Linked DNA regions of Mus musculus: regions 2, 3, 4, 5 and 6 are each linked to region 1. A link is a loop called in an ENCODE intact Hi-C map of the cell type or tissue named here. Cell type or tissue: left cerebral cortex. All regions are shown on one strand. Region 1 holds the start of Ppp2cb (protein phosphatase 2 (formerly 2A), catalytic subunit, beta isoform). Region 2 has its middle 53 kb from the start of Tex15. Region 3 overlaps Wrn (Werner syndrome RecQ like helicase). Region 4 holds the start of Gtf2e2 (general transcription factor II E, polypeptide 2 (beta subunit)). Region 5 overlaps Gsr (glutathione reductase). Region 6 has its middle 71 kb from the start of Gm33281.

Region 1 (4,000 bases):
AGTGGATCCTAAAATTATCAGAAAGTCAAATGGAAACACCTAGCCGGATTCGCCACCTCTTGGTTTATAGGTTGGATGTCACAACTACAATAAGGTTGACTGACTCAATTTCCAAACTGGACAGCCCAGTGGTGCTCCAGCTTGAGAGAGATCACCTAAAAGGTTACCTTTAAGACTTAACGAAATTACAGGTTATCACACAAGATAAATAAAAGCTAACTGAGACGATACACAAACAGTTTCTGAGGGAAACACCCTTTTCTTCACGGCTCTACTAGAAGAAAGAAACTCTCCTGTGCTAAGTACTTATTCAACCCACAAAGGCCCTGGTCAACTTGAAAAGCGCACCAAGAGCCATCTATCACTCCCCACCCCAAGTAAGGAGTGCCTGTTATCAGACGGATAAACAAAATCCTTTGGTAGGATCCTAACTTCTGGGGAAAAAAATGTAGACTCTGACTTGAATACTTAGCTCCGTTACTCTCTCGCAGGGCTCTTGAACATGGGGAAGCGAGTTAGCCCACAATAAAAAAGAGGAATGAAAAAAAAAAAGACTCTAAATAAGATGATATAAGCAAAAAAAAAAAAAAAAAAAAAAAACCCAAAAACCTAGCGGTTAATAAACCAATAGATACACACACATGTCTGAAAGCTGAGAAGACACGATCAAAAAGGGATTACCTAATCCATTACCTGCAAGCTATAGCGTGGGGTCGGGAGGGATACACAGGGTTAAAAAAAAAAAAAAGGAAGTAACTTTCTGTAACGTGGCCGGTTCTAAATAGCACCTATCCCAGTTAACGTTGCCAGTAAGCACCGTTTCCAAATTCAGCACCTGCTGTCTTCTTCCTGAAAAAGACGTCCCTCTCCATAGCCACTCGGCCGCCCAGACCAGCCTTCAGTCATCTGCCTCCGCCAAACCCAGGCTGGGAGAAGGCTCGGCCTGCCATCACGCCCACTAGTGTGCAAACAAAAGCTCCTTGCACTCCGTGGATCACCTGCGAGCGATCGACGCCACACTAACCACCGCTCGGTGTTAACGACTTTCAGGGCAGTTGTCCGTGGAGCCCGGGGACTGCAGCAGCCTGGTTTTCGGGGCGTGGGGTGGGGTCCCGCACCCCGTCCCCTACTCCAGCCGGGGGCCAGGGCCCGTTTCCCCCCCCGACCCCTGCGCGCGCCTCCGCGGCGGGCCGCCTACCTTCTCGCACAGCGTCCGCACTTGGTTCTCGTTCAGCTGCTTACACTCGTTCAGCTGCTCCACCCACTGGTCCAGCTCCTTGGTGAACGCCTTGTCGTCCATGGCGGCGAGCCGCGCGTCCCCGCCGCCTCCCCCGCCGCCGGCCCCCGGCGGGACCACCGAGCCGCGGAGCGCGCAGCCCGCGCCCCGCCCAAGCCCAGCGGGCAGCCGCGGGCCCCGGCCTCCGGGAGCGCCCGCCCCGCCCGGCCCCGGCCACGCGCCTGGGGCGCGGCGAAGGGCTTACGGCTCGGAGCGCAGAGCGCGGCGCAGCTCGGCTCGGCTCCGGCCCGACGGCGCCCGCCCGCCCGCTGCCACCCGCAGGCCTCTCCGCGCTCTGGCCACGGCCCTCTCGCTCTTTCTCTTCCCTCCCTCCGGGTTTCCGTCATCGCCCCGGCATTTCCGCCGGGAAAAGGCGAGTGGGCGGCGCCGCCGGGCCCGGCGCACGAGGAGGGGAGCAGCGCCCTCGCGCGGCCCGGCGGAGAAACGGTCCCCTTGCATCCTTCCCCCGGTCCTCCTGCCCACTCTGCCCTTGGGGAATCCGGTTCTCGCCTTGGACCTCTCTCCGCACAGGGCATTGAGACTGTTGGGCTTTTCCCTCAACCTTTCACTACCCTAGAGCATGCACTAAATATTTATTGAGTAAATTTCTACTCTTAGCAGTAATTCATTGCGTAGCCTTGAATCTCAGACCCTTTCTGTCTATATCAGAAAGATAACTTTTAACAAAGGATGTATTTACGTTTATGTCACGTGTGTACAGGTGCCTTGGGAGGACAGAAGAGAGTATTGGCTCTCCAGGAGCTGGAGTTGGTGGTATATGGTGCTAGAAACCAAATTTAGGGCATCTGTAAGAGTAGCACACATTCTTCATTCTTTCTTTCTTTCTTCTTCTTCTTCTTCTTCTTCTTCTTCTTCTTCTTCTTCTTCTTCTTCTTCTTCTTCTTCTTCTTCTTCTTCTTCTTCTTCTTCTTCTTCTTCTTCTTCTTCTTCTTCTTCTTCTCCTCCTCCTCCTCCTCCTCCTCCTCCTCCTCCTCCTCCTCCTCCTCCTCCCCCCCCCCCTCCCCCTCTCCTTCCCCTCCTCTTCCTTCTTTCTTCTTTCTTCTTCTCTTGGTTTTTTTCAACACAGGGTTTCTCAGTGTAGCCTTGGCTGTCCTGGAACTCATTCTGTTGACCAGGCTGACTTCGAACTCAGAGATCCACTTGCCTCTGCCTCCCAACTGCTGGGGTTAAAGGTGTGCACCACTACCACCAAGCTGTGTTTATCCTAACCTCAGCTAATCTCTTTAAACCATGAAATGATTTTTAAATTTTTCTGTGGCCATTCCATCTTATCATTCTTTGTTGTGACTACTATGATGCCTTGGCTGTAATTAGTGATCTTTATATAACAGGGGCTAGATACCGAGACCTTTAAAGCTGTGCTCACAGACCCTATTTCCTGGGTCTGAAACATGTACGGCTGCTTCTGCTGTTCGCAAGTGCTCAACAGCGTCATGGTTCCTGAGTTGGTTTTGTCAATTTCTCAGCTTGAAGCAATCCCCAAACTGCCTCTAGCTGCAGATTTGTCATTAGTTGAAATAAGTAAGCACAAAATCTTGTCAGTTGTGTGAGTACATGGACTTTGTGAAGTAGATGATCTCCAGTTTTAGGTGGGCTCTGGGCATCACACTCAGGCTTGTAGGCAAAGTACGCTGCCCCCCAGCCATCTCTGCAGACCTTGTTTATTTTAAGACAAGGTTTCTTTTATTCCAGGCTGGCTCCCTGCTCTGGAGTTGAGGATGACCTTGAACTCCTAATCCTCCTGTCTCCACTTTCCAAATTCTGGGATTACAGGCACTGCTACCTACCACACCTCTCTCAACGATGGAGTGGGAAAAGCAGCTGCCCAGTGGTACAGCAACACTACTACAGTGCAAGGGTTGGGAGCTGACTTTATAAGTTATGAGTGAATATCGGCAGTAAGTAAGAGAGACTAAAGTGTTTTACTAAGTAGTGCTATAGAGGAGGCAGGAATTTGGTCCCCCACACTTGCCACCCCGAGGCAGTTTTCACTGTGTGCCACAAGCTGCACTGGTACCTGCAGTGTCTTGCCTCAGCTTTGTGAGTTGCTGAGGTTAGCAGCATGCCCCTCCACATCTAAATGCCTTCTCTGTGAAGTGTGGCTATGCCTGGGGAACTCAGGATTCCCTTGAGTGCGTTCTCTGTCTTATTAACGAAAGCTTTGGTAAATAGAAGGAAGCTCAAGGACCCGTTTGTCAGAGTTTAAGAGAACAACAGGCAGGGCTGCAGATCTTGGCAATTTTGACCAAGAGGGAGATGAAGAAGAGGAAGAGAGGAAATCACACCTTTTGAGGTAAGGCCTCAGAAAGCAGGCATGTTCCATAGTGGAGCTACAAGGTGCGAGGAGTAGAGAGTAGAAAAAGAATGTTCAGAGGTCAGGGAAGAAGTTATAGTCTGTTAGGAAAGGGAAAGCATCCCCAAGAACTGAGCATCAGTAGGTTCCGGGGAAACTGGGCCCTGTATAAGTCATTAGCATAGCATCCTCTGCTGTCCTGACGGCCCTCACTTGAGCTGAAGTGCCCCTCTTGCCACACAATGTTGGGACGACTTTGCACATGGCATCTAGGAAACCAAGACCCTTTTTAGAGTACTTTGTACAGTCTATGTGCTTTGCATCTTTCTTCTCACTCCAACAGCGCCATACAGTGAACACTCCCTCCATCTGACAGATGAGGACGGACACAGGCGTGGGATGTGGTGTTG
Region 2 (4,000 bases), 82 kb after region 1:
AATTTCAAAGGGCAGTGATTACAAAGACTTTACTGATGGAGACTACACAGTACAAGGATATAGAACTGCTACCAGATTATAGAGGACTTTCCTTACAGGCATAGTTGTTCTACAAAGGTAAGTATTACAAAGCAAAGCTAAGTCATCTCAGGAAAGCATTTTTAAACACATCAACTCAACAAATAAAATACCGATGTTCTAGAAATACCTGCTGAACAAAAAGTCCATTTTAAATAAAAATAAGGAGGTCATTTTCATCTTTAATATATAATCTTTATAGATTTCAAACAAAACTAATCACAAACACAGAACATTCAGGGACTGGAGAAATGATCAGATTTCTTTACACCTAACAGTGCATTCAGGCACTTCAATAGACTAAATCATCCTTCAAAAAGGCAAGCATTCTGAAGTGAAGGCGAAAAGAAGTTGGAACATAGCAAAAGCACACTGAGTACACTTATCAAAAACAAAACAAAAAAACCAAACCCTACTAACTTTCTAACGCCAGTCTTCCAATATTGTGAAACTCTGGCCACTCACCCCAATGTAAAGAAATCATAGTCCAGGTACCATTACTTATGCTTTTAGTATAATAAAACACAACTTTATACCTGAAAAATCCCAAGCAGCCTAGTTAGTATAAGGACAAAAAAAATTTCAAAAGACCCAAGGATCACTGAAGTAAAGGTATAAAAATGTTTTCGCACACTGTAAAGTAAAATATGGCAAGATATATGGTGCACATTAAAGTGTGAGCTGCTCGAATTAGGCATTTCAGGAGAGGATGAGCTACTTGCTTATGAATTCTTCTTTAGAAATCTCTTAACAAAAAATTCACACAGACGTTCAAGGTGTTAAAACACTTTCCCAGCAAATGTGATTATCTTTATCATCATAGAAGGCTCAGACTTTTAAAATGTCTGATTTTAACTGTTAACAGTTGAGTTTAAGGGAACTGGTGAGTGAATATTTATTTATTTATCTATCTATTTATCTATCTATTTATTTATTTATTTATTTATTTATTTTTGCAATTCCTGTCCTTGATCACCTCGAAAGCTTTGATTCAGAGCAAAACAAAGCAAAAGCCTGTTTTTAACTGTTACCCAGACATTTTAAAAGTCTGAACCTTCTACGATGATAAAGATAATCACATTTGCTGGGAAAGTGTTTTAACACCTTGAACGTCTGTGTGAATTTTTTGTTAAGAGATTTCTAAAGAAGAATTCATAAACAAGTAGCTCATCCTCTCCTGAAATGTTAACAGTTAAAATGCTTTCTCCTCCAAACAGCAACGGATTATATGTATGTGTGTATACACGTATACACACACACACACACACACACACATATTCATTGTGTAGCTCTAGCTGACCTGAAACTCCCTCTGAACACCAGGCTGGCCTCCAACTCAGAGGTCTGCTTGTCTCTGCCTCCTGAGTGCTGTGCCACTATGCCCAGCTAGATGGCTTTAAAGATATATTTTTAAGTGGAAAAAAAAAAGGGGGGGAGGAGAGCTTTTGGGGTCGCTGTTTCATAATTTACTTCTTTTGTTTATACAACATGTTTTGATCATTTTCTCCCCTCCCCCCTAACTTCGTGTGAAACCTGGAAGCTTTTAAACATAGCCAAAATCTGAAATTATTTTCGAAACATGAACTGAACAAGTTCTTCGAACGTGTACTACTTCTACTGTCTGCACAGTCTTAAAAAAGAACATTCCAAGTTGTAAGCAGGCGATGGATACGTTTCTGGCAATCTATATTATACCCTGAGGTGGTACCCTATTCACCAGTCTCCCCTCAACAGCACACACACACACAAAGTTTCACACTGCATGCAGCTCACACCTCACAACCGGAGGGCACTGTGGCATCTTTAAAGCCTTAGAGTTGCCAATACCGTCGGCCTTTTCCGCTTTTTGGAGCACCACTGCCTAAAGACTCCCGCTCCACACCCCAATATGGCCAAAACTCAACCAAGGAGGAAAACTGTCTTAGACGATCTGGTTCAGCCGGGCCAAGTGACATCAATCTAATTCACCTGGGAAATCGACTCTTTCACATCCACACCACTACCGGACCCTCAGGTGACAGACAATATGTTAACATCCAAAGAATGGACTCAAAGCATCGTGGACCACGAAAGCGAAGTCACTCACAAAACCTCCTCTCAGCTCTGGCCACCGCACCTCAGGAGCAGAGTCGGCAGCAGGAGACTGGCTGCGACCGCCCCGCGCCTCTCCCCTACCTGGGATGGTCCGCGCGCGGGCGGGCGTCCACTGGCTCTTTGCAGCGAGGCCGCGGGCAGCCGGAGCCCAAGGACATCGTCCGGGCAGGACGCGGACGCGCGGCACCCCGTCTCGTGAGCCGCTTCGCCGGGCGAGCCCCAGGTGGCAGCCCGCGGGGGCGGAGCCTCTGTGAGCCCCGCCCACCTCGGGGACTCCCGGGGCGCAGCGCGGGAAAGCCAGCAGGGGGCGGGGGAAGCCCGGCCGCCCCCCCCCCCCCGCCCTGCTCCGCGCATGCGCAGGTGTGGCGCCCCCCCCTCCCCACGCCACCTCAGTGAGGCCCTCGGAGCCCGCATCCCCCAACCCCCGCGCTGAGGTGAGCACCGAGTAGAACGCGGCCTCACACCTTCTTCCACAGAGCGCCAGGGCGGCGGCCTCAGCACTCGACGCTGGGGAGGAAATCCGGAGTTCAAGTCCAGCCTGGTCCACAACTAAGCGAGAACTCCTGCTCCTCAAATTAATAATAATAATAATAATAATTAATAATAATAATAATACCACTTCCACAATTATCTGAAACCTGCTAACTTTACCTCCCTCCCATCCTCATCCACCACATCCTTCCACAAACCTGGAGTTACTTCATCCCTCTGGCGCCTTGGAAGTCAGTGCCCAGCTGGAACATAAAGCCCTCAAGCTCCTCTCGCTTCTCTGGAAAGTTCAGGAAGGCGGAGGACACTTATATACCGCCACGCGCGCACGTGCAAGGGGTGGAGCCGGGGCTTCTGACTGCGCTTGCGCAGTAGGAGGACTAGACCCCACCCCAATCCAGGCTTGCACATGCGCTGTTGGAATGGTACTCGTTCCCTAGAGCAGGCTGAGGTAAACTCTTAGTGTGTATGCCCTCTGCACATAGTAGGCTTGCAGGGAATTATTAACACTGGCTTCTGATATTATTTTAATAAAATAGATGGGTTGAGAGGGAAATTGGGCCACAGGGCCCAATTTTGTGACAAAACTTAACAGGCTTTGGATCCCCTGAGGATGGATGGAGCGACTGGTGGTCTGAGCCGCCTGACATGCGTGCTGGGAACTGAACATGGGCCCTCTAGGAGAGCAGACCTGCTTAGTTAAAGCCTGAGCCGGTAGTCAGCAAATGCATCTGTGTTTCAGGGATCTGAAACAACGATATTTTTTAAATACTCCTTGCATTCAGAAAGTGAAGTCTCCTTTACCTTCTGGCCTCGTTGGAGGCTCTTGTGGATCACAGAATCCAGGTCCTCTGGATTCGTCTGGGCAAGTCGTTTAGATTTAACTTCACATCTGTAAGCCTGAGAATTTCTGCACTATACCCAGGCAGAAACCCCAAGACACGGGGCGCAAAAGATGTACTGTGACATCTCTCAACAACTATTTATTATAAAACAAAATTAAAGTATGTGGCATGAGGTGGTGTCTTTAACATTTTGGACTATACAAGGGTTTCACTTTTACCTTTTCTGAAAGTTTCAGCTACGTTAGGACACCCAACTTTATGAAAATGGAAATACTTGCTTTTTTTTTTTTTTTACTCTAATTCCAGGTGAGTAAAGAGGTGTAACGTTCATCAGATCTTAACACCTTTCCAAGTAAATACTAAAATCTATTATATTTGCAATCCTATAAATTTTGTATCTCTAAACATTATTTTAAGCTCCAATCTTACTCTGTATAATTCTATTGTTCATCTTAATGATCTATTTTGATACTAAATAAAAGTTCAAATTTATT
Region 3 (4,000 bases), 360 kb after region 1:
ATGGCCAAACACCTGCCATCCCATGCAGGCAGAAGTCACTGCCCACCAGGTCACTGGGGTTCAAGAACTGTGCTCAACTGGGGACCAGGCTGTCTGCACAGCTCACCACCCTTCCCCAACACACCACAGACACACACACATATACTCCACCACCACCCCACAGAGACACACCACCCCCATACACTACACATACACACACACACACACACACACACACACACACACACACCACAGATTCAAAATCTACTGAATCCATTTGGTGTTCTCTGTGTACATGTGTATAGTATAGCTGATGTGATACCTTTTAAACTAAGGAATTATAAAACCACATACAACCACACATGGTTTAGAAATATTTTTTAAAAGTTCATAATTAGATAGCATGATTTACCAAACATCAGATAAAGTCTTCATAATAGCGAGTGACTAAGTCACTAGGAGGATACCACCATCTACAGTCTGCTGCATTGAGTAAACCTTACTCAGACGGGTACTGAATTGCAATAGCACACAACAGAGATGGTGTTTTAAACCATGCTTATGAAGCACATGTCTTGCTCTTCTAAAATATCCTGCGCCTAGGTTGAGTACATAGGATTCAGAAGTAGATTTCTGTAGCCTGCTTCAAGTCCCAGTAGAGGCAGAGGATATGGCAGTCCTGAAGTCTTAACTCTTGTTTCTTTATAATGCACTCAAAGTCTGTAAGCTGTAATGTGTGGATGTGAGACTTGAGGTTTGGGTTCTTGGCTTTCTTTGATAAGGCACTATGTATGATCTTACTAGAGAAAACTACATTATAAGTTAACGTAAGGAATGAAAATATATATACTACATTAATATCTGGACATTATTTTTATTTAGCTATAGCCCTGTTACATAATTCAATATTTTAATGAAGTTTGTTTGAGATATAAATTTTGCACAATTCCAAATTGAAATTTATTTTGTATTTTTATAACAATATAATTTTATGATATAATAGTTTGTATTTTATAATATAATATTAAATATATCATAATGTTATATTAACTCTTCAAAAATTGAGTAACTGTGAGTTGAACTCTTACTCTCGTACATCTTATTACTCTAGATTTTTCACTCTGTAACTTTATGATTTTATAATTTTGGGGTTTTTGTTAGTTTTTCTATCTTTATATAATTTAAAACTTCTTTTACTACATTGGGTATCCTTAACTAGGCTTAATAAGTTAAGTAAGATATTTAATGAGGTACCTAGATAATACTCTGAATAATTTCTCCTATTCTTTATGTGCATGGAACTGGAAAATTAAGGGTGCCTTCTGAGGGACCTTCAACACAGGGGTAACATGATCCCTTTTAGGGCACCTAAGGAGGACAAGCCAGTGCTGTCATTTCACTTTCCAGAGGATGTTTAGTACTGACTCACACGGGACAGTGGAGTAGAAATAAGTAGCTCTTAAACTACAAGTGACTTACTTGTAAAATTGTAGTCTCGGTGATTTTAAGATAGTGCTGAGATTTTTCTAAAATAGCACTAGCCAATAGAAATACAACATTAACCACACAGACACCTTAATTTTCTAACATCTACACTAAAAAAACTATATAGATACAATTACTTTTCATAACAGTTTAATGTGTTCTATATACTAAAATATTATCATTTCAATACTCAATTAACCTAAAGTTCTTAACAAGCTCTTTTCCATTTTTTCTGTGTTAAGCCTAAGTCAGATGTTTTGTGTCTATAACATGTCTTCTAATGCTAAAGTTTAATCAGAAATACTTTAGCCAGTATGCCAGTGTGTGCTTGGGAAATGAAGCCAAGAGCATTTATTATCATCGTCTTTATTATCTACATAGTGATTTCAAGGCCAACTTGGGCTACTTGAGGCACTGTCAAAAAAAAATGTCAAAATAGTAACATCAAAAATTGTGACCCATAATTAGCTTTTATAAGCCTTGAAGGTGGACAAAATAGACTGGTATAATATCAGTTTTTAAATTTAATACTTGAATTACTTAACTTTAGATATTCAGTAGGATGTGATAGGTTAATGGTTATAGTATTGGATACAGAACAGTTTAGAGATAATTTATCACAATGCATCAAGCTACAGTGTATCTAACCTATGGACCACCAACCCCACTTTCAGCAGTCCAGAGATACAAATGTAAGATAATGTTCCTTAGAACATTATTCTAAAGAAAAAGTGAAGACAGTGGGTACTCAAATTTCAGCCTGCTACATGCCCGGAGCAGAGGGCTCATCAGGGCAGTAAGAGTTGTGTGATTTCTGCGATAATTAGAACAGTGCATTGGCCCAGAACAATTTTATTTGGGCTGATATGATAATCTGGTTGATGATTTTTTAGTGCGTATCTAGTACAAAGTTCTTTCTAAGACTTTGCTTGGCGCCAGTCTTACATTTTAAACCTGGAACATGTGTAGGTAGCCAACTGTACTACTTCTGTTAGCATTTTTTTCCCATTTTGGATGAGCGCCTGAGTACCAACCCATAGTCTTTGGGAAAAAAGAGGCTCTCGGCCTGAAAATACCAACGATTTAAATTCATGTTTTCAAGATGTCATTAGAACATCCCTTGGCTTCTGAGCACTGCTTGGTGAGCTTTCTAACCCCAGTGAGGACAAGAATAAGCGCATTCTGGTTGCTTAGCTCTGTTGTACTCAACACTAAGGATGAGGATGCTGAAGAAAGGATGTGCTTCAAGGAAGAGTGTGGCTTATCTGTAGGAGACACTGCACTGTGTGCAGAAGCCGTGAGGGAGTTGTGTTGGCATTAAGCGTGCAGGCCCCGTCCTTCTGAAGGCAAGGCTCTGGTTGGACTCTGCCACAGAGCATCCTGTCCTGTGGATTCAGCAGCATTTACTTTGGGCACTTTCCGTCTTCACCTTTTCACAAAATCAATGTTGTGATGAACATATTCTCCCAGAAAATTCACCTTACAATGAGCATTTTAAGTAACTGATGTGGTCTGTTATGGTATATATTATTGATTTAATTGTCTTAGGATCTTATTTGTAAGTATCCATCACTTCTATTTTAAGAGCTGTTTTTAAGCCAGGTGGTGGTGGCGCACAACTTTAATCCCAGCACTTGGGAGGCAGAGGCAGGTAGCTCTCTGTGAGTTTGAGGATAGCCTGGTCTAAAAAGCGAGCTCCAGGACAGCCAGAGCTACACAGAGAAACCCTTGTCTCAGCAACCCGCCTCCGAAAAGAAAAAAAAATAGAACTTTTTTAAAAAGAACAAATTTATTTGCATGTGTGTGTCTCTGTATGTGTGCAAAAACACAAATGTGGGTCTCTACAGAGGCCAGAAGGGGGCATCAGATACCCTGGAGCTAGAATTCCAGATGGTTGTGAACTTCTTGATATGGGAACTAAACTTGGATCCCTTGTAAAAGCAATGTGAGCTCTTAACTATCTCTCCAGCCCCAAGGATAAATTTTTATTTTTTAAAAAAATTAATTGGTGACCAATATTTGGAAACTGAAGTATAGTTTCCTTTAAAAGAGGATCTATTTGTGATTCTTGTTATTCTCTGGGAACAAAAGAAACATTAAAGAATTTTCCCTATTAATTTTACCCCATTTTCTCTTAGGGATGTTACCATTTGAAAAACAGGAATGGGGGGGCACACAATCTTCTTCCTTCAAATATAGTATTTTAAAATTTTCACCTGATATTTTCTATAATATTCTGCTTACCTTTTATTTATCTTGGTTTTCTTATCTCTTACAGATATGTATAAAGTTAAACTCATCAGAATGTTAGTTCCTGAAAACTTAGACACGTACCTCATCCACATGGCGATTGAGATTCTTCAGAGTGGTTCCGACAGCAGAACCCAGCCTCCTTGTGATTCCAGCAGGAAGAGGCGTTTCCCCAGCTCTGCAGAGAGTTGTGAGAGCTGTAAGGAGAGCAAAGAGGCGGTCACCGAGACCAAGGTATCGACTGCATGCATGCTTGCGAAGTGTCACATGTGCACTTTGGGTGCCC
Region 4 (4,000 bases), 130 kb before region 1:
GGTCTAAGAGTAAAACATCTGCTCCTCCCAGTTTCAATTCCTAACATTTGAGCAAATAATCTACAGAACTGCTCTAAATGTAGTTTCCTCCTAGGTCTGGGGAATGGGGCACTATCAGTGTTGTACATACTTGGCTCAACTCTAAAAGTGAGGAAGTATTTATGAAAGATTTTTTTTCAAGAGTAATTGTTATTTTGGTTGTATTAGGTAAGAAATTAACATTAACTTAATATGCAAGTGAGAGAGGTATGAGTAGGGAAAGCATGAAAATAAGAAAAAATTCACAACGTGAGAAGACTGAGGAAACAGGCAGTTTGCAACTCCTAAAACAGGAACATTTTACTTCATAAGGTCAGATGACTAATCTGGACGTCAAATAAAGACTTTAGGACAGATCAAACCTGTACAACTTAGAAAAACCTAACTACATAATGCCCACAAGTCTGAAAGACTAAGCATTAGTGCTATGGCTAATTTTAACACATAAAACCTGAATAGAAGTGGCACAACTAAGTAAGAAGTCATGTGTCCCAGCCCTGGAACCCTAGCAAAGCTTTCTGAAATAAGAGAGACCTCTCTATATGATGATACCAACAAAGGCACCCAGAGCAAGCGGTTTACTCTCCGGAGTTCCAACTAACTTTTCCTCCTTTTGCAACCAACATCTGTACTGCAGTGCACATCTTAGGGCTAACCTGGGTGGTAAAGAAACTATATCCACGTCTACTTTACATTAATCTGGTCAATCAAAAGCCCCGAACAGGATGTTACGACCGAGAGCTGGTACGTTTCACGGTGGATAGCTACCGGAAAACTAACATTTCAAATCTTCAGGCTCCACTGTCCAGTTCTTTCCTACCCCAGAATCTGCAATCTTCCAGCAGCCTGTCTGTCTACTCTGTCTCTCGCTTCACGGCTCGCCCCCGAGTACCGGAGCACATCAGGAAAACGGAGCGCAGAGTTCGATCGGGAAAATACCTCTCGACTCCTCCGAAAACTCACAACCTCAAAAAGTTTAAAGCAGCATTAGAAAAGCCAGTCGGGAGGGGACGCCATGGTGGTCCCCCCAACTCCACACAGGGATGAGCTCGGCTGCTGTGGTTGTGGCCAAGAAGCGGTCGGCACCATCCGCTCGCCCACCCGGAATCCTTCCCGCTTTCCAACCCGAAAGTTTGCTGTATGGACGTCCGGCCTAAAAGACAATGCTGGCTGGGGCGAGCCCCTCCTCTCGGGGGCTCGGCTTTGGAGAACGGCTCGGCGGCGTGGCGTCCACGCGCGCGTCCCCTCGGAAGACGCGTCCCGCTTCGGGGCAGCCGAGTCCCACGCGGGACTCGTCCCCCTTCGCCCGCCGCCGCAGTCCCTACCTCAGCGCCCGCAGCCCGCGCCGCCTCCCAGCCTCCGCCTCGGCCGCACGCACGCACGCACTCACGCACGCACACACCCGCCCACCGCGGGCCCGCTTCCCGCCCCCCGCCGCCGTCGCGGCGCGCACGCCCAACACGGACCTGCCAAGGGGGTCGAACCCGAGGCGGCCGTGGTGGTGGCGTTGGCGACACAGCCCCGGCCCCGCCCTCCACTTCCTGGTGCGGCGGCTAGGACGCTCGCTCCCAGCAACCACCGCGACGCCGCTCCGAAAAGGCGCCTGCGTCACGGCGTGCTCCGCCCCGAGTTTCCATGACGACCGGAGCGCGCTCAAAGGCTGCCGGTAGCCACGTTTACTCTACCAGCTCTGCTCTAGGGAAGAACGGAAAGCCGCTTTTCTTGGCACAAAGTCGGAGCAGCTCCTTCAGCCGGCTCTGGAGTCTAACCCAACCGGCAACATTACCAATAAATCTGTCATATTTTTTGGAGGGTGGGTGGTTTTGGTTATTTGAGACAAGGTCTTCCTGTGTTGCCCTGATTGGCCTGGAACTTGAATTAAAGTTGCAGAGATCGTTCTGCCTCGGCCTACCAAGTGCTGCTCCATGCCAAGCTTTTTTATTTTATTTCAAATACCACTCACCAGAACCACCTTTAACAAGTGGCGGGGGGCTTGGGGGTGGGAGGGACAGTCTAGCAAAGGCAAACTCAACATAGAATTCAACTTCTGGACTTCAACCTCAAAACTTACAGCTCAGCTTCTGCGCTTCGAACACCGGCTCTTTTCATACCTGTGACCTGTCTTTGATTTTTTGGGGGACAATATAAGATGTGGGTGCGATATTTGGCAACAACAACAAATAATAATAATTGGCCCATCCTGCACCCTACAACTATCCTTGTTTGTACAGCCTAATCCAGTATTTAAATATCCCATAGCTGTAGTTTATTAGTACTAATTACTTTGGGTCTTAGTTTTGTATGTCCCGCCCCCCCCCCAACATAGGATACTAGTGATGATGCAGAAACTAACTTTGTATAACTAAATTTTTGTCAGGTCCAAAGGAGAGTCCAATTCTTCAAACTTCAAATGACAGTCCGAAGATCCACTAGTTAACTTAATCTGGACTATACGAGGAGTTCTAACAACTGACAAAAGACGGCGGCATTCCTCCGGAACTTGTGAAGCTCTAGTTTCTGTCTAGGAAAATGACTCATTTCCCTTTCCTCCAGCAAAAGTGACTTATGGCTCTCCAATTAACATGTCAGCACAAGGTGCAAGCCCGGCAGCCTCCAGACTCCCTCAGTCCCTACAAGCACTTATACATTTCAAAGCCTGCTCACCAGTCCCCTGGCCCTTCCCACCCGCCCACCGATTACTCATTCTTCTTGTTCACTCTTCTCCGCTCCTGCTGCTGCTTTTCTCAATAAGCTTCCCCTATTTTCTATCAGTGGCCATTTTCCCGTTTCTTGTAGACAGTCCTGGCAAAGCCCAGTCTGCTACACATGGTCAATCTACTACTTTCTCTCTCTGCCCTGGACTCTCCAGATCCCTGTGGCTGTTCTCACTCTCATGTCTCCAATAAAAACCTTAGCCATAACATGGGGTGGTCATGTTGGCAGTTTCTTCACCACACCCCTCTTGTATACATCCAGTGCCAAACATGCATACAGTCTTAGGGTTACCGGGATGAAACAACGTAATGAAACCCTTGGAGAGGAAAGGGTTTATTTCAGCTTACACGTCCAGGTAACAGTCCATCTGTCTTAGTAAGGCTTTACTGCTGTGAACAGACACCATGACCAAGGCAACTTTTATAAGGACAGCATTTCATTGGGGCTGGCTTACAGGTTCAGAGGTTCAGTCCATTATCATCAAAGCAGGAACATGGCAGCATCCAGACAGGCATGGTACAGAAGGAGCTAAGAGTTCTACATCTTCATCTGAAGGCTTCTAGCAGAACACTCACTTCCAGGCAGCTAGGATGAGAGACTTAAAGCCCACACACCACAGTGACACACCTACTCCAACAAGGCCATACCTACTCCAACAAGCCACACCTTCTAATAATGATACTCCCTGGGCCAAGCTTATACAAACCTTAACGCCATCACTGAGGGAAGTCAGGGCAGGAACCTGAAGGCAGAAGCTGATGTAGAGGCAATGGGATTGGAGGAAAAGATCCCCCTGCCTCCACGCTCTGCTGGGATTAAGAGCATTTGCCATTGTTGTGCTCTGAGTCCACAGGAAACCCAGATGAGCCCAAGAATGTCAAAGTCTGCTGCAACTCACTAAAGAGTCTTTTATTGTTTCAAGTTTGAACTCAGATAGTCAACCCAGCACTCACTGCGTGAATGTTGGCAAGCGACCCTGAGTCCAGACAGAAAACATTGGATTTATATACAATATAGTTAGAATAGTGTGAATATTCATGGAAAAGGGGAGTAGAGGGTAGAATAGTACTGAATTGGGGGGGTGTTAATGGGTGTCTGTTCAAGGACTAATTTTATGGCCATTCGTAACTGTGACCTGACCTCTGTTTACTTTTTTCCCATGGTCTCCCTTGAGCTTGTTATTTCTCTAAGGTCTCAAGGACAGGCACCTGGAGTGTTGCTGCTTATCAGCAGGAGTGTTTGGTTT
Region 5 (4,000 bases), 99 kb before region 1:
AAGCCACAGCATCTCAAGGGCTAGGCTAATCTGAGGACAGAGGAGAAGAGTCTGTTGGTTTACTATGGACCCAGTACAGGACCACAAGGTCACCAATGGGACTCCGTGATAGGGCTCAGGTTGTGGCTCAGTAGCAGAGCCTGTATTCCTTGTACCATCCCCAGGGCTGAAGAACAAGGTAAACATAGCACATACGGTGTTAGAAGAGCGCTGGCTCTTGGAGCCTCCCCTCCCAGCAGAGGTACAATTCAACTCCGGGACATGTGCAGAGTAAGACTGGAGCCCCAGTGGAGCCCCAGTGGAGCCCAGAAGCTCAGCACACTATTTTTCAGGCTACTGAGAGTGGAGGGCACCTGTATCAGTCAAAAATCCACGTTTGGGGATCCTATCTTATTCCCGCCACAAACACATGATATAGTTACTAATGCGCTTGTTTTACTTCGTCGGCACCGGGGCTACCCAGAAGCCAGTGCTCAAACTGGCTGTGGCCAACTCAGAAAGTCACCCAGGAAAAGCTTAATGAAAAGCCTCAGTCGGGCATGGTGGCGCACGCCTTTAGTACCAGCACTCGGGAGGCAGAGGCAGGCGGATTTCTGAATTCGAGGCCAGCCTGGTCTACAGAGTGAGTTCCAGGACAGCCAGGGCTACACGGAGAAACCCTGTCTTGAAAAATCGAAAAAAGAAAAATGAAAAGCCTCAGTAGCATTGCATTGCTCATGAAACCCACAGACAAGGAGGACTTTGCTTACCCAGCTGATAAAGACAACAGAAATGGGGTTATAACACACACACGACCCCCCTTTAAAAAAAGGGGGGGGGGGCTGGCGAGATGGCTCAGTGGTTAAGAGCGCCTACTGCTCTTCCAAAGGTCCCGAGTTCAAATCCCAGCAACCACATGGTGGCTCACAGCCATCCATAATGAAATCTGATGTCCTCTTCTGGAGTATCTGAGGACAGCTACAGTGTACTTACATATAATAAATAAATAAATCTAAAAAAAAAAAAAAAAGTCAGGATCTCTTGTAGCCCAGGCTGTCTCCTGGCCTCTACCTCTCCAGTGCTGGTGTGCACCACCGTACCTCAGGCTGCTCCTCCACCCCCATCTATCCACTGAGACTGTCTTTCATATCCCTGGTCCTTCACGGCTTTTCTTTTCTTTTAATTTATTTATTATATGTAAGTACACTGTAGCTGTCTTCAGACACCCTAGAAGAGGGTCTCATTACAGATGGTTGTGAGCCACCATGTGGTTGCTGGGATTTGAACTCAGGACCTTTGGAAGGGCAGTCAATGCTCTTAACCGCTTAGCCATCTCTCTAGCACTTTAAAAAAAAAAAGATTTATTTGTTATATGTAAGTACACTGTAGCTGTCTTCAGACACTCCGGAAGAGGGCATCAGATCTCACTACAGATGGTTGTGAGCCACCATGTGGTTGCTGGGATTTGAACTCAGGACCTTAGGAAGAGCAGTCAGTGTTCTTAACCACTGAGCTATCTCTCCAGCCCTCTAGCACTCTTTTTTTTTTAAAACTTTATGTGTTAGTGTTTTGCCTGCATGTGTTTGTACACCATGTGTGTATTTGTACACCATATGTGTAGTGCCTACAAAGGCCAGAAGGGGGAGCCAGGAACCAAACTGAATCCTTCACAAGAATGAGAAGCCCTGAACAGTCCCATCCCTCCAGCCCCTCTGGCACCTGTTTTAAAGAGACTTCTTCGCTAACAGATGCTGGTGTCTGTTCTCCCAGTGTGGAAAGTCTTAGAAAATACACTGACAGCAGCATAGTTCGTAATAAATTTTATAAGACAATGCAGTGAATTTCAAAAATTTGGAACAGTTTTCATAAAAAACAAAACAAAAAAAAAAAAACAAACGCAGAGATACAGAAATGACTGAATGAACCAGGAATACTCAGAAGAAGAAAGGGCTCCCGAGTGCCTCAGCCTTCCGTCTTGCATGTACTGTCATTTCTCCTTTACCTAACCAGCCTCAAGTCTAACTTTAATGCACTTTGTTCCATGAAAATAACACAAACCATTTTAAATCATTTAACACAGAGCAAAGAATAAAACAAGAATAGAGAGGTAACATTGGGGCAGCTTTCCAATACAGAACAAAAATACCACGTATATTCTGCAGACTTCCCATCATATAAAACTAGCAAGCTAGGCCAGGAGAGGCCATGCAGGCCTAGAATTCCAGCACCCATGAGGCTATAGCTGGAGGATTCTGAGTTGTTTGAGGCCACCTTGGGCTGCATAAAAAAAGGAAAAAAATAAAAAATAAAAGAAATTAGCCAGCAATATTCATCCATCAGGTACACTAACTTGAGTGTATGTCATGTACATTTAAACTTGGAATGGGGCCAAAGCAAGAAAAACACAACAAACACAAGGCTGTTAATTAAACAACAACAAAAAAATCAAAATATTAATTATAAATATTATCAAATGAAAACCAACCCCGGATTAACAAAACAACCTTCTGATTAGATACATAAGTTCTTCTGTGCGTGTGTATAGCTGGAAATTTACACCACCAGAAATTCCTGATTAAAATACAGAGATCTGTAGAAGCTGGGCGTAAACTCGATCGGTTCCTCCCGGAGGCCTGCTGGTCGCACCGCTAGCCACCTGGGTCCCCAGGCTCTCAGCGCAGGGTGACCAGCTCCTCTGAAGAGGTAGGATGAATGGCAACTGTGTTGTCGAAGTCGGCCTTGGTGGCCCCCATTTTCACCGCTACAGCGAAGCCCTGCAGCATCTCATCACAGCCAATCCCCTGCATGTGAATGCCAACCACCTGCGAGAAAACAGAGATTAGGGACGTCAGGTCTCCATATCCAAAGTAAGTGTAAGTACGCCTAGGAGGCAGGTCCTCTGCAGCCCCACTTCGGTGGCTCCTTCCAGTGCACACTTGGCCTGCCTTCTTTCCTTTCTTCCTTTCATTTATTTACTTTATGTATATGACTACACTGTAGCTATCTTCAGACACACCAGAAGAGGGCATCGGATCCCATTATAGATGGTTGTGAGCCACCATGTGGTTGATGGGATTTGAACTCAGGACCTCCGGAAGAGCAGTCCCTGCTCTTAACCACTGAGCCATCTCTCCAGCCCCCAGGCACTTCTTACTCCTGCTTTTTTCTTCCTATCCCATGCACTTCTCTTGCTGTAGAAGCCTAGGCCGGTCTCAAACTCCTGATCTTCCTGCCTAAGCCTCCTCGGTGCTGAGATCAGGAGCAACACCACCATACCTTCCTTCTCTAAGAACTAAGCCCATTCAGTAACCAAATAGCTACAGACTTGTGTCTTCCTGGCCCTGCTAATTCTGTTCCCTGCTTGCTGAACACCAGCAGTTCTGTTAAGTCATGATATTATATATTTTTGGGACTACACAATTATGATAATTCAACCCCTATTTCTGTTGCAACAGCAAAAACTCCTGAATTTTAGTTATAAAAGAACTTGGGAGCCCACATGCCAGCATGAGACCATGGTAGAATTCGAAGAGAAGGGCAGGGCCCTGCTGACTCTGACGTGGCAACCGTAGGCCATGTAAATATTTATGTATTTATTTTATGTATATGAGTACACTGTAGCAGTCTTCAGACGTACCAGAAGAGGGCATCAGATCCCATTACAAATGGTTGTGGGTCACCATGTGGTTGCTGGGAATTGAACTCAGAACCTCTGGAAGAGCAGTCAGTGCTCTTAACCGCTGAGCCATCGCTCCAGCCCCTTAGAATACATTTGCACTCATGTTTATTTCACTGTGTGTTGCGGGGAGGGGGTGGAGATAGAGCTTGAGCAGATGCAGGGGTGTGAGTGATTAGGCGCATGGGCTATTTTCTGTATCGGTGGAAGTCAGGGGAAAAACTCCTGGGAGCCAGTTCTCTCTGCCCTCCTACAGAATCAGGCGATTGGCGGTGTTAGGTCATCAGGCCTTCGAGCAAGTACCTCTACTTGTTGAGCCATCTCATAACGTAATGTCACAGCTAG
Region 6 (4,000 bases), 380 kb after region 1:
CTCCTTTCATCCCTCCAGCACCCCCCACCCCAACGTGCTCATGGCTGGCCTCCACTCCTCTACTTCTCTACTCTTTCTCTCTGCCTTTCTCTGCCTCTACTACCCTCTTGGCTCTCCTCCCCATGCCCTGAATAAACTCTATTCTATATTGTACTATGTGGCTAGTATAGGCACATCCCTCAGGGGGAAGGGATGTCTCAGCATAGACCGAGCTATCCCCTTTCCCCATACTCAACGACACCTCCATAAAACATATTTCTCCCCTCTCTTTATCTTTTTATAAACACATCAGTTACAATGTGTATAGATAGTTTAACAATTGATTTGGGCACAGTACTTGAGAGGTGGATTGAAAAGGATCAAGAGTGGTGTGTAGTGACCAGACTGCAGTGGGAGCCTGCCTGTCTCAAACAGATAAGCAAACTGTCCCTAGTCTAGTTGTTTTCTCCCTTGTAACTGTAGAAGCATCTACCAGAAAGCATCTACAGTCAGCAGCTGGGTGTCCAGAGTAAGGCCCATGTCACAGACACTGCTTTCCAGGTCCTGCTCCTCTCTTGTACTTAGCCAGAGAAATCTGTGTCCCCAGCCTGAAGAAGACTGTTGTTGCAAGGCAGCTTTATTGAGAACCTACTACGCACCAAGCATAGTTCTGGAAGCCACGGACACAGTAGTGACCAAAGAAAAAGCAATGTGGTTCCCCTTAGAGTAAGGAGAAGATGTGGGGGTGGGTAGTTCACATTGAGTATGGGGAGACCCTGTTGAGTTGTGAGAATTAATTGACAGCGTGTGATGTGAGTCCAGCCTTGAGCATGATAGTCCACCATAAGCCTCTTTTATTAAACTCACTGTATAAAAGAGGAAACAAGCTTAAGAGCAGTTGATGAATAGAATGCGCTTTTGAATAATAAGCAGTAGCCATTCTCATTCTCCCTATGGGAAAGCTGCAGGAGAAAACAGAACGTTGTCTAATGGCTTGATGTAAAGGGGGCAGCTAGACGACTTTGACATTTAGGGGCACTCAGCTAGATCTCTTCCTGTACCAACATAATGCTTTTTGTTTAACAAACAAACAAAATTACAGAGGGGTGGACATCGCAGAAGGAGTTATCAAAATAATTAGAACAACAGGCTGTTTTCTGTGAAATAATCTGGTTTGTGGAGTGGATACCCATTAAATCTCAGCCTGAAGTATAAATTACATTTAATCCTTCCAAGGCTCATCACTAGCTGATTATGGGTTGGGATATTTAAACTAAGACAGTGTTGGACACTGAGCAAGATACATCTTTCACTGGGGCTCTGCAAGCCTTAGAGAGGAGAAGGGCTTAAAAAGCCCCCCAAGCTCCCTTCATTCTGGCTGGGGTAACATTATTTTTATTGAGTCATTTTAGTTTTATATTATTTTAAGCGTCCTTTAAAGACATGTGAGCCCATGCTCCCTCACGTTTGCTTTGGCTTATTTCCACACTGGCAAAACGAGCTAGCAATTTACCACACTGTTTCAAGACTACCATCTGCTGGTTGAAATTGGCAATTTCAGGCAATATGGTTTGTAGGAAAAGCAGGATTATCTTAGGCTTAATTTACTTTGGGTTGATTGACTAATCAATGGAATCACTTATCTAGTACAAAACTTAAAGTCGAGAGGGAACGATTTCTGTAATGGGCAACGAGGACTCAAAATGTTTAAGCTTATAACCTGACTTTAGGCAGTTCAACAGACACCCACTAAAGAACAAACGGGACAACTAGCACAAAGAAAGCAGACCCGTGTCCAGTACTTGTGGTGGGTCATTTGGATATGGATAGAGAAACATGGAAGTCTTCAAAATCTTGACTGATTAGGCATAAATGAAAAAAATATAGACACCAAATAACAGTGTTCAGGACTCCTGGCAAGAGTGCTAAACTCATCTGCGCAGGAACTTGGCCAGCTTCTCAAAGATGAGGTCTCTCCCATCTGAGAAGGTAAGGACTAGCCAGATGTAAAATAGAAAAGACATTTCAGGTGGAGGGAACAGCCAGCCGGCACACAGAATGGTGTCTGGAGTGACAAGATGTTCCATTTCTCCAGAGGGTAAAGCGCAAGGTGGGCTGTGCCTTGTTGGAAACCAGCAAGCAACCCGCCAGGACAGGAGACTGCCTGGCCTGGAATGGGTTGACATGGGACACAGAGTTGGATGTAGAGATAGTTTTAAACACTGATAGTCTCTGGCCTTTAAACTTTAACTATGCTAAATGCTGAAGTCGCTGGCTTCTAAAAAATCCTAATAACTTTCTCGCTTATTCTGAGGCTGACTTGGACGATTAACAGCTGTAGTGTAACGGAGGTGGGGGGTGGGGGGCAGGGGATTAAGTAAAAGATTAATTGCTAAGGGCTTTATTCTCTCTTGATCAGAAGCCTGGCCTCCCACTTGTCAGGCTGGGAGGGAGGTTTGGAGCAATAAACTTGTATTGAACCAGGAGAAGAGAGTCACTCTCAGAAGGAAAGACTTTTATACAAGCAAATATGCATAAACTCATGTACATTTATATATGAATTCATGCACACACACACTCATACAGCTTCATGCATTCCAGTTAGGTCTAGCTACTGACTTATCTCATAATTACATACTAACACACACACACACATCCAGACTTACATATGCATATGAAACAAAAGACCAACTGCCAGGGCAGAAAGAACTCACTCATTCTGGATGAAAAAAATGAGCTCCAATCTTTATTGCATAGAGAAAGAAAAAGCTTCTACCCTTTTATTGCTAAATAATAAACCCAAGTCTTTGATGAAAAAAGCTTTGTTCTCTTTAGTAAGACTCAACCTGTCTTGCTATTAAGAAAAGACCTGCCGGGTGTGGTGGTGCACGCCTTTAATCCCAGCACTTGGGAGGCAGAGGCAGGTGGATTTCTGAGTTCGAGGCCAGTCTGGTCTACAGAGTGAGTTCCAGGACAGCCAGGGCTATACAGAGAAACCCTGTCTCGAAAAACCAAAAAGAAAGAAAGAAAGAAAGAGAGAGAGGGGGAGGGAGGGAGGGAGGGAGGGAGGGAGGGAGGGAGGGAGGAAGGAAGGAAGGAAGGAAGGAAGGAAGGAAGGAAGGAAAGACCTGTTCCATCCCATGTTAAGAAGCGTGCCTGCTCCTTCTGCTCTCTCTGTGGCTTCTTTTTTGTCCCTCTTTCTGCATTCCGTGTATTGCTCTCTCCTTCTGCCCTTATCTTAATGTCTTCTTTATTTTCGAGGGAAAGTGAAAGGTGGAAAATCTATCAGACTCTATGCTCTCTAAATTTCCAAGTTGCTTTCTTAATTTCTAAGCTACTCTACTCCGCTGCCCTTCTTGCTCTCTCCTCAGTCTTGCTCTCCTCCTGCTCTGATAGAATGTCATGCAATGTAATAATTTCTAGTTTTTTGTGCTTTCTCTAGGGGAATAGAAATGTGTTTTCCAAGCATATTTTCCCCCATAAAATCAAATCATAAATTGAAAAGAAGTTTACCACAGTGGTGTTTACATGTATTTCCATTAAGAATACTTAGCTGGCTAAACATTAAGTTTTTATCACTAGGTCCACAGGTTTGAGGAGAATTAAATATCATTATTTTCATATCTAAGTTGACACTGAAGTTTTGCATAGATAAACCTAGTCAATATTTTATCTTCTGTCCTTGCACCTACAATAAATCATTCTTTTCTTGTCATGATCGTTGGTCAATTGTTTTACAAACTCTTGGAATGTGTTTTAAGTTGTAAAGCCTTCTTTCTATCTCAGAAGCAATTAACTCTTGACACTTGAAGACTGGCAGAGTTCTAATTGCATTTTTCATATCAGAAATGGCTTTAATAACAGTCCTATTATAAAGGGATTAATAATTACTAGTATAATTCTGGGAGTTCTTATAGAATCATCATTAAGAATTAAGAAATCGCTCTCTCTCCCTCTCTTCTCTTTCTGCTGTCACCTTCTCTCTCTGTCTCTGTCTCTGTCTCTGTCTCTGTCTCTGTCT

Evidence for each region. Peaks named below come from ENCODE experiments on the same cell type or tissue, not always from the same donor. Only the 100,000 strongest peaks of a DNase experiment are listed, where the experiment ranks them.
Region 2: it touches region 1 in a loop (3-fold over the local background); 2 of 42 quality-filtered maps call a loop at or near these places.
Region 3: it touches region 1 in a loop (1.8-fold over the local background); 2 of 42 quality-filtered maps call a loop at or near these places.
Region 4: a loop joins it to region 1, with 2.3 times the contacts of the local background. A loop is called at or near these places in 11 of 42 quality-filtered maps.
Region 5: it touches region 1 in a loop (2.3-fold over the local background); 8 of 42 quality-filtered maps call a loop at or near these places.
Region 6: a loop joins it to region 1, with 5 times the contacts of the local background. A loop is called at or near these places in 10 of 42 quality-filtered maps.

What each region holds. Positions count from the first base shown.
Region 1 is chr8:33,597,217-33,601,216 of GRCm38, reverse strand. Ppp2cb (protein phosphatase 2 (formerly 2A), catalytic subunit, beta isoform) reads right to left here and starts at 1,596. Exons shown (of 7, transcript NM_017374.3): 1 at 1,199-1,596. The coding sequence starts at 1,300. In left cerebral cortex, CTCF peaks have their summits at 977 and 1,711; DNase peaks (open chromatin) are centred at 979, 1,190 and 1,673; H3K4me3 peaks cover 1,852 bases; H3K27ac peaks cover 845 bases.
Region 2 is chr8:33,515,681-33,519,680 of GRCm38, reverse strand. It overlaps a transcript of Tex15 not described here. Among named protein-coding and RNA genes, the nearest start is that of Tex15, 53 kb to the left of the region's middle. In left cerebral cortex, a CTCF peak has its summit at 2,445 (motif pointing right); DNase peaks (open chromatin) are centred at 1,916 and 2,282; H3K4me3 peaks cover 1,029 bases.
Region 3 is chr8:33,240,897-33,244,896 of GRCm38, reverse strand. Wrn (Werner syndrome RecQ like helicase) reads left to right here. Exons shown (of 34, transcript NM_011721.4): 33 at 3,743-3,948. Among named protein-coding and RNA genes, the nearest start is that of Gm33281, 93 kb to the right of the region's middle. In left cerebral cortex, no CTCF peak of the experiment used is centred here; a DNase peak (open chromatin) is centred at 2,478.
Region 4 is chr8:33,729,494-33,733,493 of GRCm38, reverse strand. It overlaps Gtf2e2 (general transcription factor II E, polypeptide 2 (beta subunit)), which reads right to left and starts at 1,427. Exons shown (of 8, transcript NM_026584.3): 1 at 1,365-1,427. It overlaps 1700104B16Rik (a long non-coding RNA gene), which reads left to right and starts at 1,007. Exons shown (of 2, transcript XR_004691281.1): 1 at 1,007-1,705; 2 at 2,417-2,960. In left cerebral cortex, no CTCF peak of the experiment used is centred here; a DNase peak (open chromatin) is centred at 1,622; H3K4me3 peaks cover 1,892 bases; H3K27ac peaks cover 1,592 bases.
Region 5 is chr8:33,695,947-33,699,946 of GRCm38, reverse strand. Gsr (glutathione reductase) reads right to left here. Exons shown (of 13, transcript NM_010344.4): 13 at 1,785-2,801. The coding sequence ends at 2,652. Among named protein-coding and RNA genes, the nearest start is that of Gm24727, 6.1 kb to the right of the region's middle. In left cerebral cortex, CTCF peaks have their summits at 1,617 (motif pointing right) and 3,598 (motif pointing right); a DNase peak (open chromatin) is centred at 1,613.
Region 6 is chr8:33,218,149-33,222,148 of GRCm38, reverse strand. No RefSeq gene overlaps it. Among named protein-coding and RNA genes, the nearest start is that of Gm33281, 71 kb to the right of the region's middle. In left cerebral cortex, a CTCF peak has its summit at 1,509 (motif pointing left); a DNase peak (open chromatin) is centred at 1,496.